3 separate regions of the Homo sapiens genome follow, and regions 2 and 3 are each linked to region 1. A link is an interaction called in ENCODE POLR2A ChIA-PET data of the cell type or tissue named here. Cell type or tissue: MCF 10A. All regions are shown on one strand.

Region 1 (2,500 bases):
ACAATAAACATACGTGTGCATGGTAGGGAACATCACACACCGGGACCTGTCGTGGGTGGGGGAAGGAGGGAGGGATAACATTAGGAGAAACACCTAATGTAGATGACGAGTTAATGGGTGCAGCACACCAACATGGCACATGTATATGTAACGAACCTGCACCTTGTGCACATGTAGCCTAGAACTTAAAGTATATATATATATGAATAAAGTATATATACATATGAATTAAAGAAAAAAAAAAAGCCTTTTTAGACCCAGCACTGACGAGGTTCCCTAGGTCGATGGTGGTGGAATTAGGGGTCTCTGTCCTCAGATATTTGGATCTGGATATGTCAGCATGAAAGTCCTTAAGTTGCACGCATTTTTTAAAAAATATTTTTTATTTCCAAGCTGAATACCATTAATTGGAATGTTACAGGCTTTTTAAGCTCCGTGTTCTGTCTGCATGTCTAATATGCCGGTAGAAACCTTTCAAAACAGCGTGGGTTGAAGACTAATTTTGTAACACAAAACTCACTTACTTAGACATCACATTTTGCTGGACGTGATTGGACCTGAAAGAAAATATTTTTAATGCTCACGATAATAAGCTTATTATGAGTCAGCACTAAACGTGTGCACATGCATACATAAGTTGTCTACATCAGCAAAAAAAGCTTATCGTCGTACTTCTCTGACCAAAATCAACGGAACCCCCGAACCCACAGAGAGCATCCATTTTGGATTCCCCGAAGACCCTTCGTTCCTGCATTCTCTTCTGCTCTCCTTTTCTCAACCTCTTCTGCTGGAAGCTGAGTCCTGCTCCAGATCTAGGCAAGTGCTAGCGCAGAAAAAAGACCTGCCTCGCTCAGGGCTATGAGCCGCGCCCTGAAGCACGGAAAGCTAATTGTGTCACTGGTTTCAAATCAACCTCAATTTTTTTGGAGACGTGAGTGCTGAGCATTTTTTCTTCAGTGAAGTGACTTGGCAGCCAAAATCGCCAACGCCCGTCTCTGTGGCGCAATCGGTTAGCGCGTTCGGCTGTTAACCGAAAGGTTGGTGGTTCGATCCCACCCAGGGACGGAAGTCGCATTTTGTGAACCCTGGGTTTTTGAAACTTTGACTGAAAAAACTGCGTGCGATGCTATCCGCTGGGAGCGCTGGGGCCTTGGCGCTCAAAACCAGCCGCGGTGCTAACCGCAGGGAGCTCTGGTAGCAGACCTCCGCGTTGTGTGGTTCCCAATGTCCTCTTCTGCCTTAGTGCTGTACGGGTAATTTTGAGGTATTTGGTTTTTCCGACTAGGGTTGTAGTGATAACTCTTAGCTGCTTAACCACGGCAATTACGTTATGGAAACTGACACTTTAAGAAAATTTACTGACCAAAGGAAGTAAGTACTAATAATACCAAAACGAATTGTTTGTCTTTCCACCAAACCTGTACCTGCCTTGCCTTTCTATTTCCTAACTCAGAAAACGGGCACTATGTGTGGAACCTGGTCCTTAGTCACGCCGTGTACTGCTGGCTGCCAATTCTTGGAGAGTCGGCCTCCTAAATACCTTGTTGATTAAGCACCTTCCTCTCCAGCCTCACCGCCAGTTACTTCCTCATTGCTCCCTTTGGGTTACTGCATCCTGCCTTGCTGCCCTATTTGGCTTCTGGTCTTCAACTCTCCTGTCCCGTCCATCCATCAAGTAGTTGCGAGAGAATCCTTCTAAAATACTATACGGTACAAACCTGGTCTGCTTAAACTCTCTCAATGTATTGCAGGGTCTGATACGATCTCCTTAGTTTGGAAGGTAATGCCCTTCATGATCTGGCCCTGAAACTCTTTCCTCTCCCTCACCGACACAGAACCAAACTGCTTTCTTGAACTCACACTCTGGTTTTTGAATCTTTGCCTATGAACCTTGGGCTTTTCTTCTCTTCTTTGCCTGGCGAACTCCTACTCATCCTTCATGACCACACCCCCCAAATCAAGCCTCTTTTCTGCAGCCCTTTCTTCATTCTCTTCCTATTTAACTGTTTTTCTCACTAGAAATAAAGCTTCTCCAGGGAATGACCCTGTGTTGTTCATCTGGTATCTTCAGCACCTGAACTCAAGCTTGCACATTGTAGGTAGTAAATAAATGTGAGTTGAATGTCCAAGGTTTCCAAATGCACCTGTGTCGTGTCGGAATCTTATGTAATATTTATGTATGCAATCTAGCTTGAATCGTCTTGGTATATAGCTCATAATTCATACAATCAGGCTGACCCTCTACCTCTGCCCAGGCCTCTACCTCCTGTGTAGCTGTGCCTTCTCCTATCTGCCCCAATGCTCTAAAACGATCTCTAATGCTTATTCACCCTCCTATCCCATACTTCCCATAAGAATCCTCCTTAGCCCAATTGTCTCAGCAAGATTTGGAAAGCAAGCTGGCTAATTTATATGAGTTGTGGTGAGATGGTTGCTGGGAGGAGGGGGTGTTTCTTACCAATCCAAACCAATCTCTGTTACAATGTTGGACAAAGGGAAG
Region 2 (2,500 bases), 72 kb after region 1:
CAGCTAAGACTGTAGAGCAAATTAAAGGATCCTGTGTTGAGGGCGTTCTCTTGTTTAGTCAAAGGAGATGGTATCTGCCTGCCTTAGTGTGCTTGACGCACAGAAAGGGCTCAACACATTGTTGTTGAATAAAAGAATGGATAAATTGACACTGGGAAGTTGGAGTCCAAAGTTAAACTTAGTCTCAACTGCTCCCTGTTTTCATAGACCAGACTCCAGCCTACAATACAGGAAAAATAGATTTAGTTCTATATGTGCAGAGAAGCACAAATAATTTTCGTAAATGTAGATACCCAGGATAAAACGCAGTGTTGACCGATCGAAAAGTCTTTCTCTAAGAATTCAAACATAATTGCTGGTTGGTTCAAATCAGGAGGAAAAGTAAGGATGGAAAACATACGTTGTCAAAAGTGGGATTCGAACCCACGCCTCCAGCGGAGGGTGCGATTTGAACGCAGCGCCTTAAGACTGCTCGGCCATCCTGACACACGTTTTGCTAAACTTCCTAATTTCTCCTAATTTTATCATATACTGATGGTGCACGCTATCAGGTCACATTAATGTGTCTATTTACTGTTTCAAATAAAATTGTAACTCTCTCTAGACCTTGTCGCAAAGCGGGAAAAATGAAACAGCCTCCGACAGCTCTTTCCTCTTTCCTCACTACCCAAACTAAACCTTAAGGCTCCATTTTCCCTGGCGACTCTTCGAGCGCCCCTCTGCTTCTGTAGAGGGGTCGAGCCATGTCAAGGTAGACCCTGTGTCGGCCCGTCTCCCTCGGATCCTCCGCACCAATCACTGTTGCTGAATCCGACACCCGGCGGATCCAGTGCGGAGTCTCGAACAGCTGCGGAGCTGGGAGCTACGGGACATGAGGAGTGCGGGGGGGAAGAGAAGACGGCGGAGGAAAATCCCCCGGCGGTGCTCAACTGCGGCTTTCTCTCTCGGCTGTGAGCCGGCTCCGCCCTCCGGCTTCCAGAGCAAGTGGCTTCTGCGTTCACCGCCCCCCGCCGTTTGTGGGGCGGGGCCGATTCATAAGAATCGGTTCTCACCAATGGAGGGCTTAGCATGTTTAACCTCAGGATCATAAACAAAAGACACTGCTAGAACGGTCGGGAAAGTCATACGCTTTGCTTATCTTATATATAGATTTCTAAAATTCCAAACCGGGGACGCGTTGGTGGTGTAGTGGTGAGCACAGCTGCCTTTCAAGCAGTTAACGCGGGTTCGATTCCCGGGTAACGAAACGTTTTTGTCTTTCCTTCTACGAAAAACTTTTCTGAGCCGGAGCCTCCAGCGCGCTGTGTATTCGTTTTACGCCTCAACGAAACTGCAGCAATACCTCACTTTCCGTACTCGCTTCCTGTCTTTCCCCTGGCCTCTTTCTAAACCCAGGCTTTTTTTGAAGGGATTAAATTCTGATGGTTCTTTCCTCCCTTCCTTCCTTTGTAAACTTCCAACTCTTGAGGAATCTTTGGGATCATTTCAATCCTGGGATGAGTCTTAGCTTCAGAAAGGGGCTCTTGTGTCTTCACTTGCGAGGTTCATTCGCTAGCCTCTACAAATCATCACTTAAGCCCCTAATTATTCCCGGCCGAGGTCCTAGGCTAAGGTCCCGGGCCAAGCTTTCTAATTAGTCCCAGGCCAAGGTCCCAGGCCAACCTAAATCACGCATTCTCCAAAACAGCCGGCAAACTAAGCACATTCCTTCCCGTTTCCAGTCCATAAACCCCCCCCCCCAAGTGGCCTCATAGTAAGCAACTCATTCGGGCCCCCTCTCTGCTGGCAAAAAGCTCAGATGTACTGGACTGTGCATTTGATTTGGAACTGAGTTACATGGGAGAGAAGCAGGGATTCAGTTTGGCTGGGAATCAAACTCTTTTGATAATTTCCTAATAAACTGATAGTCATTAGATGACTTGTAGTCTCGATAAGTTGAAACTTTTTCCTAACATGCTGTTTATGATACTGAGTTCTTTGTCACCGGTTGAACTAACAGCAATTGTATTCACAAATTTTCCAGCCTTTAAAATACTGTCTGAGGGTTTTATGTATCCGTTATCTTTTATTATACAAAAGTCATTTATTGGAATGACATATATAATTAGATTGACCCTAACCATTCAGGCTGGATGAGGCAACACAGTGTGAAGATTAAGTGCATGGGCTCTGTTGTGCTTCCTGTGTTTGAATCTTGGCTCTCTTTGTCTCCATTTCCTCCTGTAAAAGAGGATAATGATGATAATTTTAATTCTTCAATGGGTTAATATATAAACATATATTACAAATGTATAAACATTGCCAGGAGGGTCCATTGTTAATGCCTGTAGTGGGATGATGTTTGAGATTTTAAGTCTCATTCCCTAAAATGGAGGTGAAATTCAACAGGGATGGGAAGAAAGAACATCTGCACCTCAGCCACCCTTTAGCTCCAAACCTCCCTTATGCTCTCATCTGCCCCACAGCCTCCATCCTGTAACAAGAGGACCAGCTGTGCCAG
Region 3 (2,500 bases), 81 kb after region 1:
TTACATAAGATATAAAATATGTGTACACATAAACATATATGCATATATAATTTCTGCATATGCATATCTATGTTTGCATGTCTTCTCATTTCACTAAACATCATTGAAAACTTCCACCTGCAACTAAACTGGAGCCCACTGATGACAGAGGATGGCAGGGCAGAAAGAAAGGAGATTCTGTGTGGAGGCTATGGAGAGGCCCTGGGTCTTGGGCAGTATAGAAAATGGCTTTTGTCCAAGTGTTCTTATTGCTCAATTCCCACCTATGAGTGAGAACATGCGGTGTTTGATTTTCTGTCCTTGCGAAAGTTTGTTTAGACTGATGGTTTCCAGCTTCATCTATGTCCCTACAAAGGACATGAACTCATCCTTTTTTATGGCTGCATAGTATTCTATAGTGTATATGTGCCACATTTTCTTACTCCAGTCTATCATTGATGGACATTTGGGTTGGTTCCAAGTCTTTGCTATTGTGAATATTTCCGCAATAAACTTACGTGTGCACGGGTGGGGAACATCACACACCGGGACCTGTCGTGGGTGGGGAAGGGGGGAGGGATAACATTAGGAAAAACACCTAATGTAAATGACGAGTTAATGGGTGCAGCACACCAACATGGCACATGTATACATATGTAACAAACCTGCACCTTGTGCACATGTAGCCTAGAACTTGAAGTATATATATATGAATTAAAGAAAAAAAAGGCTTTTTAGACCCAGCACTGACGAGATTCCCTAGGTCGATGGTGGTGGAATTAGGGGTCTCTGTCCTCAGACATTTGGATCTGGATATGTCAGCATGAAAGTCCTTAAGTTGCAGGCATTTTTTAAAAAATATTTTTTATTTCCAAGCTGAATACCATTAATTGGAATGTTACAGGCTTTTTAAGCTCCGTGTTCTGTCTGCATGGCTAATATGCCCGTAGAAACCTTTCAAAACAGCGTGGGTTGAAGACTAATTTTGTAACACAAAACTCACTTACTTAGATATCACATTTTGCTGGACGTGATTGGACCTGAAAGAAAATATTTTTAATGCTCACGACAATAACCTTTTTATGAGTCAGCACTAAACGTGTGCACATGCATACATAAGTTGTCTACATCAGCAAAAAAAGCTTATCGTCGTATTTCTCTGACCAAAATCAACGGAACCCCCGAAATCACAGAGAGCATCCATTTTGGATTCCCCGAAGACCCTTCGTTCCTGCATCCTCTTCTGCTCTCCCTTTCTCAGCCTCTTCTGCTGGAAGCTGAGTCCTGCTCCAGATCTAGGCAAGTGCTAGCGCGGAAAAAAGACCTGCCTCGCTCAGGGCTGTGAGCCGCGCCCTGAAGCACGGAAAGCTAATTGTGTCACTGGTTTCAAATCAACTTCAAATTTTTTGGAGACGTAAGAGTGCTGAGCATTTTTTCTTCAGTGAAGTGACTTGGCAGCCCAGGTCGCCAACGCCCGTTTCTGTAGCGCGATCGGTTAGCGCCTTCGGCTGTTAAACGAAAGGTTGGTGGTTCGTTCCCACCCCGGGACAGAAGTCCCACTTTTGTGAACCTTGAGTTTTTGAAACTTTCACTGAAAAAAACCGCGTGCGATGCTATCCGCCGGGAGCGCTGGAGCCTTGGCTCTCAAAACCAGCCGCGGTGCTAACCGCCGGGATCCCTGGCAGCTGACCTCCGCGTTGTGTGGTTCCCAATGTCCTCTTCTGCCTTAGTGCTGTACGGGTAATTTTGAGGTATTTGGTTTTTCCGACTAGGGTTGTAGTGATAACTCTTAGCTGCTTAACCACTGCAATTACGTTATGGAAACTGACACTTTAAGAAAATTTACTGACCAAAGGAAGTAAGTACTAATAATACCAAAACAAATTGTTTGTCTTTCCACCAAACCTGTACCTGCCTTGCCTTTCTATTTCCTAACTCAGAAAACGGGCACTATGTGTGGAACCTGGTCCTTAGTCATGCCATGTACTGCCGGCTGCCAATTCTTGGAGAGTCGGCCTCCTAAATACCTTGTTGATTAAGCACCTTCCTCTCCAGCCTCACCGCCAGTTACTTCCTCATTGCTCCCTTTGGGTTATTGCATCCTGCCTTGCATGCCCTATCTGGTTTCCGGTCTTCAGCTCTCCTGTCCCGTCCATCCATCAAGTAGTTGCCAGAGAATCCTTCTAAAATACTATACGGTATAAACCTGGTCTGCTTAAACTCTCTCAATGTATTGCAGGGTCTGATACGATCTTCTTAGTTTGGAAGGTAATGCCCTTCATGATCTGGCCCTGAAACTCTTTCCTCTCCCTCACCGACACAGAACCAAACTGCTTTCTTGAACTCACACTCTGGCTTTTGAATCTTTGCCTATGAACCTTGGGCTTTTCTTCTCTTCTTTGCCTGGCGAACTCCTACTCATCCTTCATGACCACACCCCCCAAATCAAGCCTCTTTTCTGCAGCCCTTTCTTCATTCTCTTCCTATTTAACTGTTTTTCTCACTAGAAATAAAGCTTCTC

What was found. ChIA-PET counts read pairs that join two places held together with the same protein. Peaks named below come from ENCODE experiments on the same cell type or tissue, not always from the same donor. Only the 100,000 strongest peaks of a DNase experiment are listed, where the experiment ranks them.
Region 2: POLR2A ChIA-PET joins it to region 1 with 11 read pairs; 4 of 35 experiments call an interaction of 5 or more read pairs at or near these places.
Region 3: POLR2A ChIA-PET joins it to region 1 with 11 read pairs; 2 of 35 experiments call an interaction of 5 or more read pairs at or near these places.

The regions. Positions count from the first base shown.
Region 1 is chr1:161,539,250-161,541,749 of GRCh38, forward strand. TRN-GTT1-1 (tRNA-Asn (anticodon GTT) 1-1) reads left to right here and starts at 992; the gene lies at 992-1,065. RefSeq lists a silencer at 968-1,197. In MCF 10A, no CTCF peak of the experiment used is centred here; a DNase peak (open chromatin) is centred at 942.
Region 2 is chr1:161,611,544-161,614,043 of GRCh38, forward strand. It overlaps TRL-CAA6-1 (tRNA-Leu (anticodon CAA) 6-1), which reads right to left and starts at 486; the gene lies at 403-486. RefSeq lists enhancers at 243-937, 938-1,631, 1,376-1,425. In MCF 10A, no CTCF peak of the experiment used is centred here; DNase peaks (open chromatin) are centred at 646 and 1,088.
Region 3 is chr1:161,620,220-161,622,719 of GRCh38, forward strand. No RefSeq gene overlaps it. Among named protein-coding and RNA genes, the nearest start is that of TRL-CAA6-1, 9.4 kb to the left of the region's middle. In MCF 10A, no CTCF peak of the experiment used is centred here; DNase peaks (open chromatin) are centred at 262 and 1,462.